Linked DNA regions of Homo sapiens: regions 1 and 2 are each linked to region 3. The links are chromatin contacts, found by Hi-C or POLR2A ChIA-PET in ENCODE. All regions are on one chromosome and are shown on one strand. Each heading gives the region's core, a stretch centred on a gene start or an enhancer-like site at or near the end of the contact. The rest is flanking DNA. Distances are from core to core; before and after follow the strand shown.

What was found. A loop is a pair of places that touch in the nucleus more often than their neighbours do. ChIA-PET counts read pairs that join two places held with the same protein, here RNA polymerase II (POLR2A). Pooled maps may share reads with other maps.
Region 1: a pooled map shows a loop between it and region 3 (3-fold over the local background). The contact joins the promoter of CDKN2A-AS1 here to the enhancer-like site in region 3. A Hi-C loop is called at or near these places in 1 of 37 single-sample maps with no recorded cell type and 3 of 50 pooled maps. POLR2A ChIA-PET finds 5 or more read pairs at or near these places in 3 of 52 experiments (Caco-2, OCI-LY7 and activated T-cell).
Region 2: a map of aorta shows a loop between it and region 3 (2.9-fold over the local background). The contact joins two enhancer-like sites. A Hi-C loop is called at or near these places in 13 of 168 maps with a recorded cell type or tissue (Caco-2, Calu3, adrenal gland and 9 more), 1 of 37 single-sample maps with no recorded cell type and 12 of 50 pooled maps. POLR2A ChIA-PET finds 5 or more read pairs at or near these places in 8 of 52 experiments (AG04450, BJ, Caco-2 and 5 more).

The regions. Positions count from the first base shown.
Region 1 is chr9:21,965,606-21,968,388 of GRCh38, reverse strand. It overlaps CDKN2A-AS1 (CDKN2A antisense RNA 1), which reads right to left and starts at 1,250. Exons shown (of 1, transcript NR_024274.1): 1 at 635-1,250. CDKN2A (cyclin dependent kinase inhibitor 2A) reads left to right here. Exons shown (of 3, transcript NM_000077.5): 3 at 147-637. The coding sequence ends at 160.
Region 2 is chr9:22,123,351-22,126,185 of GRCh38, reverse strand. It overlaps a transcript of CDKN2B-AS1 not described here. Among named protein-coding and RNA genes, the nearest start is that of CDKN2B, 120 kb to the right of the region's middle. Within about 2 kb of position 1,450, at least 3 of the 41 ENCODE cell types and tissues checked have a DNase peak (open chromatin) inside an H3K27ac peak, as active enhancers do.
Region 3 is chr9:22,051,406-22,054,105 of GRCh38, reverse strand. All of the region lies in intron 6 of CDKN2B-AS1 (CDKN2B and CDKN2A antisense cis and trans regulatory RNA 1), which reads right to left. Among named protein-coding and RNA genes, the nearest start is that of CDKN2B, 43 kb to the right of the region's middle. Within about 2 kb of position 1,410, at least 5 of the 41 ENCODE cell types and tissues checked have a DNase peak (open chromatin) inside an H3K27ac peak, as active enhancers do; they include OCI-LY7, where a contact is called at or near this core.

The DNA.
Region 1 (2,783 bases), core at 1-2,500, 86 kb after region 3:
GGCGGGTACATGCACGTGAAGCCATTGCGAGAACTTTATCCATAAGTATTTCAATGCCGGTAGGGACGGCAAGAGAGGAGGGCGGGATGTGCCACACATCTTTGACCTCAGGTTTCTAACGCCTGTTTTCTTTCTGCCCTCTGCAGACATCCCCGATTGAAAGAACCAGAGAGGCTCTGAGAAACCTCGGGAAACTTAGATCATCAGTCACCGAAGGTCCTACAGGGCCACAACTGCCCCCGCCACAACCCACCCCGCTTTCGTAGTTTTCATTTAGAAAATAGAGCTTTTAAAAATGTCCTGCCTTTTAACGTAGATATATGCCTTCCCCCACTACCGTAAATGTCCATTTATATCATTTTTTATATATTCTTATAAAAATGTAAAAAAGAAAAACACCGCTTCTGCCTTTTCACTGTGTTGGAGTTTTCTGGAGTGAGCACTCACGCCCTAAGCGCACATTCATGTGGGCATTTCTTGCGAGCCTCGCAGCCTCCGGAAGCTGTCGACTTCATGACAAGCATTTTGTGAACTAGGGAAGCTCAGGGGGGTTACTGGCTTCTCTTGAGTCACACTGCTAGCAAATGGCAGAACCAAAGCTCAAATAAAAATAAAATAATTTTCATTCATTCACTCATTTATTGTCAACATTTATTGAGCACCTATTACAACAATTTCATCGCATGGAAGACAGCATCGTTTCTGACACTGTTGTTTCATGTATCTCTTAGAAAAACGCTGCTATTAGACATCTAACACTATTTATCTTGAGGTGATAAAATATCAAAAGCCGTGTCTCAAGATCGATGAAATGCGGTTAAAATGATGAATAGAAACTCTAGGGGGACCTCATATCGATAGACTCGAGACTGGCACATCTGGAGATCCGTATTTATCCGGCTTCCCCTTCCAGATCACGCGAGGTTTGGGATATTTTGCTCACCAGGCCTCAGCCAGGTAACTGAATCCAGCCAACCCTGGCCCATAGTCTCGGAATCCGACTCGGCTCCCAGTCCCCGCCTCGGCGTTCTGAGACCCCCAGGCTGGGGTTCCAGAGGGCTGTGAGGTTGCGAATGACTGCTGCCAAACCGGAAGGAACTCTGCGGTTCTCTGCCACAGTGGGATTGTTGCAGGCACGCGGCTCAGACTTCACTGAGGTTGGGAGATGCTCCTGTCCACGCTGCCTCATCCCGTGCTGGAGCACTGCACCTCTATTTTTTTTTTTAGGGTACACGCCACATAACATAAAACTAAAAATTTTAAAGAGTAGAATTCAGTGGCATTTAGTACAATGTTATGCAACCATCACTCCTATCTAGCCCAAAACATTTTCGTCAACTGCATAGGAGGCCCCATTAAGCATACCTGTTAAACTCTTCTTGCCTCCAACTCCTGGCAACTACAAAACTCCTTTTGTCTCTATGGATTTACCTATTCTGAATATTTCTTATAAATGGGATCATACAATATGTGACCTTCCGTGTCTGGCTTCTTTCACCAAGTGTAGTGTTTTGGGGGTTCATTCCTGCTGCAGCATGTATCAGTACCTCATTTCATTTTATGGCTGAATCATATTCCATTGTATGAATATACTGGAAATTGCTCGTCTACTCATCCAGTGATGAACATCGAGTTGTTTTTTGGCTTAAAATTATTCATAGTGTTCTCATATAAATATAAATATGTAATTATTATTTTTATCCATATTTATTACATTATTTATATTTTTATATTTTTATTGTATTATAATAATTTTATAATATTATACTATGATAATATAACAGACTGACTCCTATGGTCTGTCAGTGTGCTCTTCCACTGGCGTGCTCCCTTCCGCTGGGGTGCCCCGCTCCACGTCCAGTTCCTCCGATGAGTTCCTCTGGACATAGAGCCGCTTGTGTGTCTGCCTGCTAGGGTCTCAGGGTTTTCATAGGCAAAGGATGGGGGCGTGGCGGGACAGGGTGGTCTTGGGATATGCAACATTTGGGCGTGAAGGAAGGAGTGCCTGTCCTCACCTAGGTCCAGTGGGCACAGGCCCAGGGGAGGGCCCTTACCAGGGACCCGCCTTTGTCTACCCAACACTTCCCTGCCCCTCTTCTCTATCATTGCGTTTCAGTTACCTTTGCCTTGGTTCAGCACTCACTTGGTTGCTGTAAAACTTTCTTACTGTTTCCCAGAGTTCCCACGAAGTCAATTCTGGCAGCTTTTGCTTATTTTTCTGTGTTTCTATATAGGAATGGGCCCTGCGAGCTCACTACTGTGCCACTTTTGCTATTATCTTTTGTTGTTGTTGTTGTTCAATTTGTTTTGTTTTAGGGCAGGATGGTCAAATGCTTATGATGTGCCAATTTCCTGCCTCCATATATCTCCTGTGCCTGGTACGCAGTGCCCATGCCCGGCATCCTCACTTTCTGGGCATCTGTCTGTCAACATTTCTCTGAAGCTCGCTAGCTCTACCACTCAGCTGTCCCCCTGAAAATTTTCTCCACCTTCCCCCGCAGCTGTAGGAAGCTCACCTTCCTCCTTACCCTTCCTCAACCCCACTCCTGTTCTCTCCCTTTTTCCCCCTTCCACCCCCATTTCCCCGACTTCTGCTGGGGGTGGGAGGGATAACCGATTCACAGACATTCCCCTCCCCCTCGCCGCTTCTCGGGAGATTGCTGGTTCGCAGTCCTACGCTCCACTCGCCAGCAGGCTCCGCTGTGGTGTGAGCACCTCCGGGAGCGCAAAGGCGTCCGCTTTGAGGCACTGGGCCTCGGGCCAGGCAGAGGCTATCTCCGGGA
Region 2 (2,835 bases), core at 201-2,700, 72 kb before region 3:
TCCGCCTTTGCCACCCTTGAGACAGTAAGACCAACCCCTCCTTTTCCAGTGTTAATCAACTGTTGATGTTGTTGATAAGGCTTCCAGTCAACAGTAGGCTATTAGCAAAGTTTTGGGGGAGTCAAAAGTTATATGCAATTCTTGACTGCGCAGGAAGCTGGTGCCCCTACCTGCTGCATTATTCAAGGATCAACTGTAAGTAGTTTTTTCTGAATTTTCTTTGGCTATAGTATGAAAGAGAACTATAAACAATTTTGTATCTAGATTTTTCGTTTAACAATATGTCTGGCAGATCTTGGAATATCTGCTTATATCAACTATTTTATTTTTTCAGTTGTTATATATTATTCTTTTTTTAGATATACTGTAATTTGTTGAACAATTTCCCTATTGATGAACATTTGGTTTGTTTTTAGTATTTTTCTAGCGCAATACCACAGTGAACATAATTGTGCATACATGTTTGTATATATTTGTGAGCATAGCTGTAAAACAAAGGGCTCATAATTGCTGAATAAAACAGAAAGTGTGTTTTGATTTTTGACATTCTCAACTTATCTTCCAAAAAGTTTGTCCAATTTACATTTCCTTCACTACTGTATAAATGTGACTGCTTCTGCATACTTTTGTCAACACAGTATTTACCATATATCTTGCTTACCTCTGCGAGTGGCTGCTTTTCAACTGTTGATCATATGGTTAGTATGAGGAATGACAGTAGGGTAGTGACCATAAATTTGGAATGAAATGATAGCCTAAGAAGTGTCATACACAAGTTGGAATATGAAGCAGAGTTAGTTTATTTGTATTTTATAAATATTTCAATAATTCGACATTTAAACATCTCCTCAAAATAGCATGAAGGTCATTCTTTATTGGATATTACCAATATTCCAAATATCTTTGCAGCTCTACTTCGGGTATGATCTTCAGAGTCAGCAGCCCATTCTTTTTTTACTTCTTCAGTAGTAACAGTGTCTTTTAATTTTGATTTGATTTTCCTGATAGCCAAAGGCATTTATAGCCAAGTCATCTAACAAATAAAATTGGTTATCAAGCAAGATAAAATGGTTTTGGTTAAAAATGAGATGTATCTTAAAATGATGTGAGCATATGTGTGTGTGCACACGTGTGCGTGCATGCACGTACATGTGAGAGAGAAACATAGAGAGAGACTGAGAGAGAAACTAGGTCTGAATAATATTTTCAGTGAAGAGTTTAAATATGTTTTATGCTAGTATGTGTGAAGAGTTTCCCAAGGTCACAGCCCTGAAGGACAATTCTCATTTGCGTGTAGACATTGTGGTGTGTTTGCTTTAAAAGATTGATTGTTTTATAGCTATAACTCATAAAGCCTGTGGTCATAAAACACCTCACCCTATCTTGAAGGCAGGCCACACTTGTGTAAACAATGGTATCACATTCTAACTTAGCTGAGACGACTTCTGGCCCTGACATGGCTAGACTCCACGCTGTTCCCAAGTAGCCAGGACTACCTCTAGTTCCACATAATAAATATGAATGATAGCTCAACTAGAAAAACAAGAGAAAAGTTAGTTTTTTAAAAAATAGAGGTTAAGTGATGAGAAATTACTACAAAAAATTTAAAGACAGAAATAAGCATAATATTTGTTTGTTATAAAAGGCGTTACAATTAAAGAGAGAGAGAGAAGGAGAAACTACTCTGTCTTGATTCTGCATCGCTGCTTACCGGAATGACCACACCCTGACTTGTCCCACAGCCCTGTCTGGCCTCAGTTCAGTTCCAACTAACTTAACTGTCCTCTTTGTCACTTTCCAGTGACACTCCACAAATTGGCTGTTTGTTAGTTTAGAAGCTTTTAATTTCTTGAAACTTTGTATTCTGTACCTACTACCTCTACATTTTGTCTACCCATCCCTTTCTTAATGCCCTTAAAATGTGGGATTGTGGTTTGCTGAAAAAAGACCAGACTTTACATCAAATAGAAATGGATTAAAATCTTGGCTTTTAGTTGCGACCTCAGAAAGTGTAATTAATCTTCCTAACCTTTTATAAATGAAATATATATATATTGCCAAATGTTCTAAATTGTTTGAGTAATATATGTTCATAAAAAAACTACAAAAAGATTATACAAGGCAAATATTCATCAGTTTGGTGTATTTGTCTATGCATATGATACCTGTATAAGTTTTACAAAATGAGAACTAATACAATATTTATTGCCTGCAATTTGCTTTGTTTTTATTTATATTTTCAGTAAATGGTTATTCAGCGTCTGCTTACACATCTATCTATAGAGAACAAGAGCTACATAATTGCAAAAATAGTCCTTTCCGTTGTCATTGTTTACGCTCATTGTAGTTGATTTTAGAATGTCTTCTCCATTTGTTTTAAATCTTCCTCACTCTATTTGCATCCATTTGTCCTATTTCTGTCCCCTGGAACAACACAGATAAATCTAATCCCTTTACCACATAACAGACTTTAAACATGAAAAGTAAGCCCTCACTTCTCTCTGACTGTCTTCTTCTTCTAGTTAAACAATGTCAGGGTTTTTTTAATCCATCTTCTCATTCATCATTACTTCTGGATCATTGGCCATCCTAATAGCAGCACCTGCCAGCTCTTTGGCCTCTCTTACCCCTCGAGACCTCCCTCAGTTCCATCCCTCACCTCTTTTGGTGCAAACACATTTCTCCCCAACTTCTACTGAAGTTTTTATTCTGTTTTCATTTCTCTCCTCAGCTACACTAGCATTTCCTCTAAGAACTGAAACAAGACAAGGATGCCCACTCTTAACATTCTTATTCAACACAGTAATGGAAGTCCTAGCCCAAGCAACTAGGCAA
Region 3 (2,700 bases), core at 161-2,660:
ATCACCAGCTTATAGTATGTGCACAAGAAATGCTAGCTAAGGTTATTATTATAATTTCCGTTTTGCAGATTAGGACCCTAAGCCCTAAAGAGGGTCAGTAACTTATCCCAGGTCACACAGTTAGTTATGAGTTAACTTTTTTTTTTTTAATTTAAGGCTGCTTATTGCAAAGCCTGTGCTTTTTTGCTAAACCATCTCTTTTTCTGTTACGTATGTCCTAAGTAAAAATCCTTATTTTTTCCTTCGATGGCTGTAACAATTAGCTAGTGACGGTCTACAAGACATCAAGGAGGACCTAAGGAATAAAATACAGCAATCAGGTCTAAAACAAATATATGTTGCTATTTCTTCTTTGTATGCACCATAGTAGTATACTGTATTTCCATTAGAAGTTATGTTAATAAGAAAATTTTTGAATGTTCTTGCTCCAAACATCAGCATATACTTGCATTCTCTTACACTGGGAAGAAAGAAAGTGGTAGAAAGAAGTCATCTGGAAGGTAGCTCTGGCTACGAGTTGGAGGAAAAGGGAAGAGAGAGAAAAACAAGTTATCAGTGGTACACATAGTCAGGGCCAAAACTTTATAAACCAAACAGAATTTCCACAGACCTAATGATCACTGGGAATTATCTGCCAAGCTGCTAGGTGAAACATGCTGAAAAACAGCCTGGGCCTATGGCAAACATGTTTAGCTTTATGATTTTCTTCATCCCCTCTTCTGACTTGCACAATGTTGCCCCCAACTGTCTTCTAAAACTAATCACTCTTTCATGGTCAATGGAAACTTAGAAACCTAGATTCTCAAACGTTTGCTAAAAAAGCCCAGGTCTTTCTAGACATCTGTAGATAGATAAATAACCTAGTGATAAAGAATATACATTCTGTTCAGGTCCATCCTCCAGCTCCGTCCCATATTAATTGTGTGATAATCCAAACTGGTTGTTTTGTGCTAAGATTCCTACTTCCTGCACTTTCAGATTCACATACTCAGAGCTAGAAAACTTTTGAGAGTACAAGGTGATAACTACTGCAAATTCACAGAAGATTACATAAGTATAAATAGTCAACCTAACCTCCCTCTTCCTCTAACATTTTCTCACAAAACTAAAAAGTTTGGAAACTCCTTTTCTTAATGCTGGCGCCAGTTCAGCCACACTCTAGAAGGTATTGGTTTCATGAACTACAATGTGGAATCATCAAAATAAAGGGGCAGGATGAGAAAAAATGACAGCATGGGGCTTTGTGGTGTGTAGATTTAGTTGCTCATACAAGAACCTGGGAGGGGGAACCCCCCAAAAGATTAGTCACTTCATTTTATGTTGAGAACCCAATTCAGGTTAACAAAGTGTTGCCAACAAAGGAGATGAGAAAATGGCAGTATTCACTTGCTCTGGACTGAATAAACAAATGCGGGATTTGTGGGCTGACTAATGTCCTGGGATAAACCAGGCAGTCAGCCAAATTCTACGAGTTTTGATGAAAAGACAGCAAGCCCACACTTTTCTTCATGAAGAGTGCTCTGTGGGAGTATTGATGTCCACATGGGCAGCCTGGGTCTTCAACTTGCCTTAAAGATTCGCCCTTATCCAGCCACAGGAAATTCTCAATGCTTCTGTAATTGAAAACCTAGATCAAATGACAGAAGCTAAATTCCTTCTTCTTGAGAAGTGTTATCTGTCATGCATCTCTTTGTAGAAACGTGTTATCATTGTCCTTTTTTAAGCACTACATTACTCTGAAAATATACAGTTAGGTCACTAAAATGTGACTCTAGCTTTTCATTCATTCATTTCATTCACTGAATGCCTGCTATGCTCTAGGGACCATGTAGGGCTTTGTATATAGAACACTTAATGAGTCAGACATTGAAGCCCCCCATCCAGCCTCGAAATTCCAAGGGCACTGAAAAAAGTAAAATAGTACTTGTAATTTCATTGGGGGAAACTATTAAAATTTGAAATATTTTGGTGAGAGAGGCAATAAGTTTTTCAATTAAGGTCTTAATACAAGGTTGTAGGGAAGTCAGAAATGAGAATGTGGAGTTTCCTTTAATCTGGCCACCAGGATCCCCCACCATGATGTGAGGACCACAGTCATGATTTAACCTCAGGCTAAAATGGATTTTATTACAAACTGTGCAGCTAGTGAAATGTCAAGGGTTGTTTCACAGGATCTTAACTAACACAAGAAAAACTTCCTAGCAGCAGCTGATGCAAACTCCTTTAAATGTATACGTCTAATTTATCTATCCAGATAATAAATATACGTGGTATATGCAGGCTGAAAACAAAATCCCTGGAGTGTTTCGATGTGAGTATAATATACCTAGAAGCAAAAACTTCACTGATATAAAGGATGCATTTTATGAGTCTCCACAAAAATCTCCAACTTTTTATGAAATGTAAGGCCTTCTTAAGTAGTGTTTACTACATACAGCTTTCATAGTTCCTATATGAATACCTACTCTCCATGATTTATCAGCCTTCTAGAGTCCCAGTAGGATGCTGCCAAATTGCAAATTTGGAGAATTAGTTTTAAGAAACATTGTATATAACTGCCTTTGGAAGAAAATTCAGGTAGATTAGCAAAGATTTTAAGCAAGTCCTTTCACAAAAACCTGCAGAATTTCAAGGAGTCTGGGGTTTATGAAATCATCAAATCAATACCAAGTTTAACACATTTATGTTACTCTTATAAGC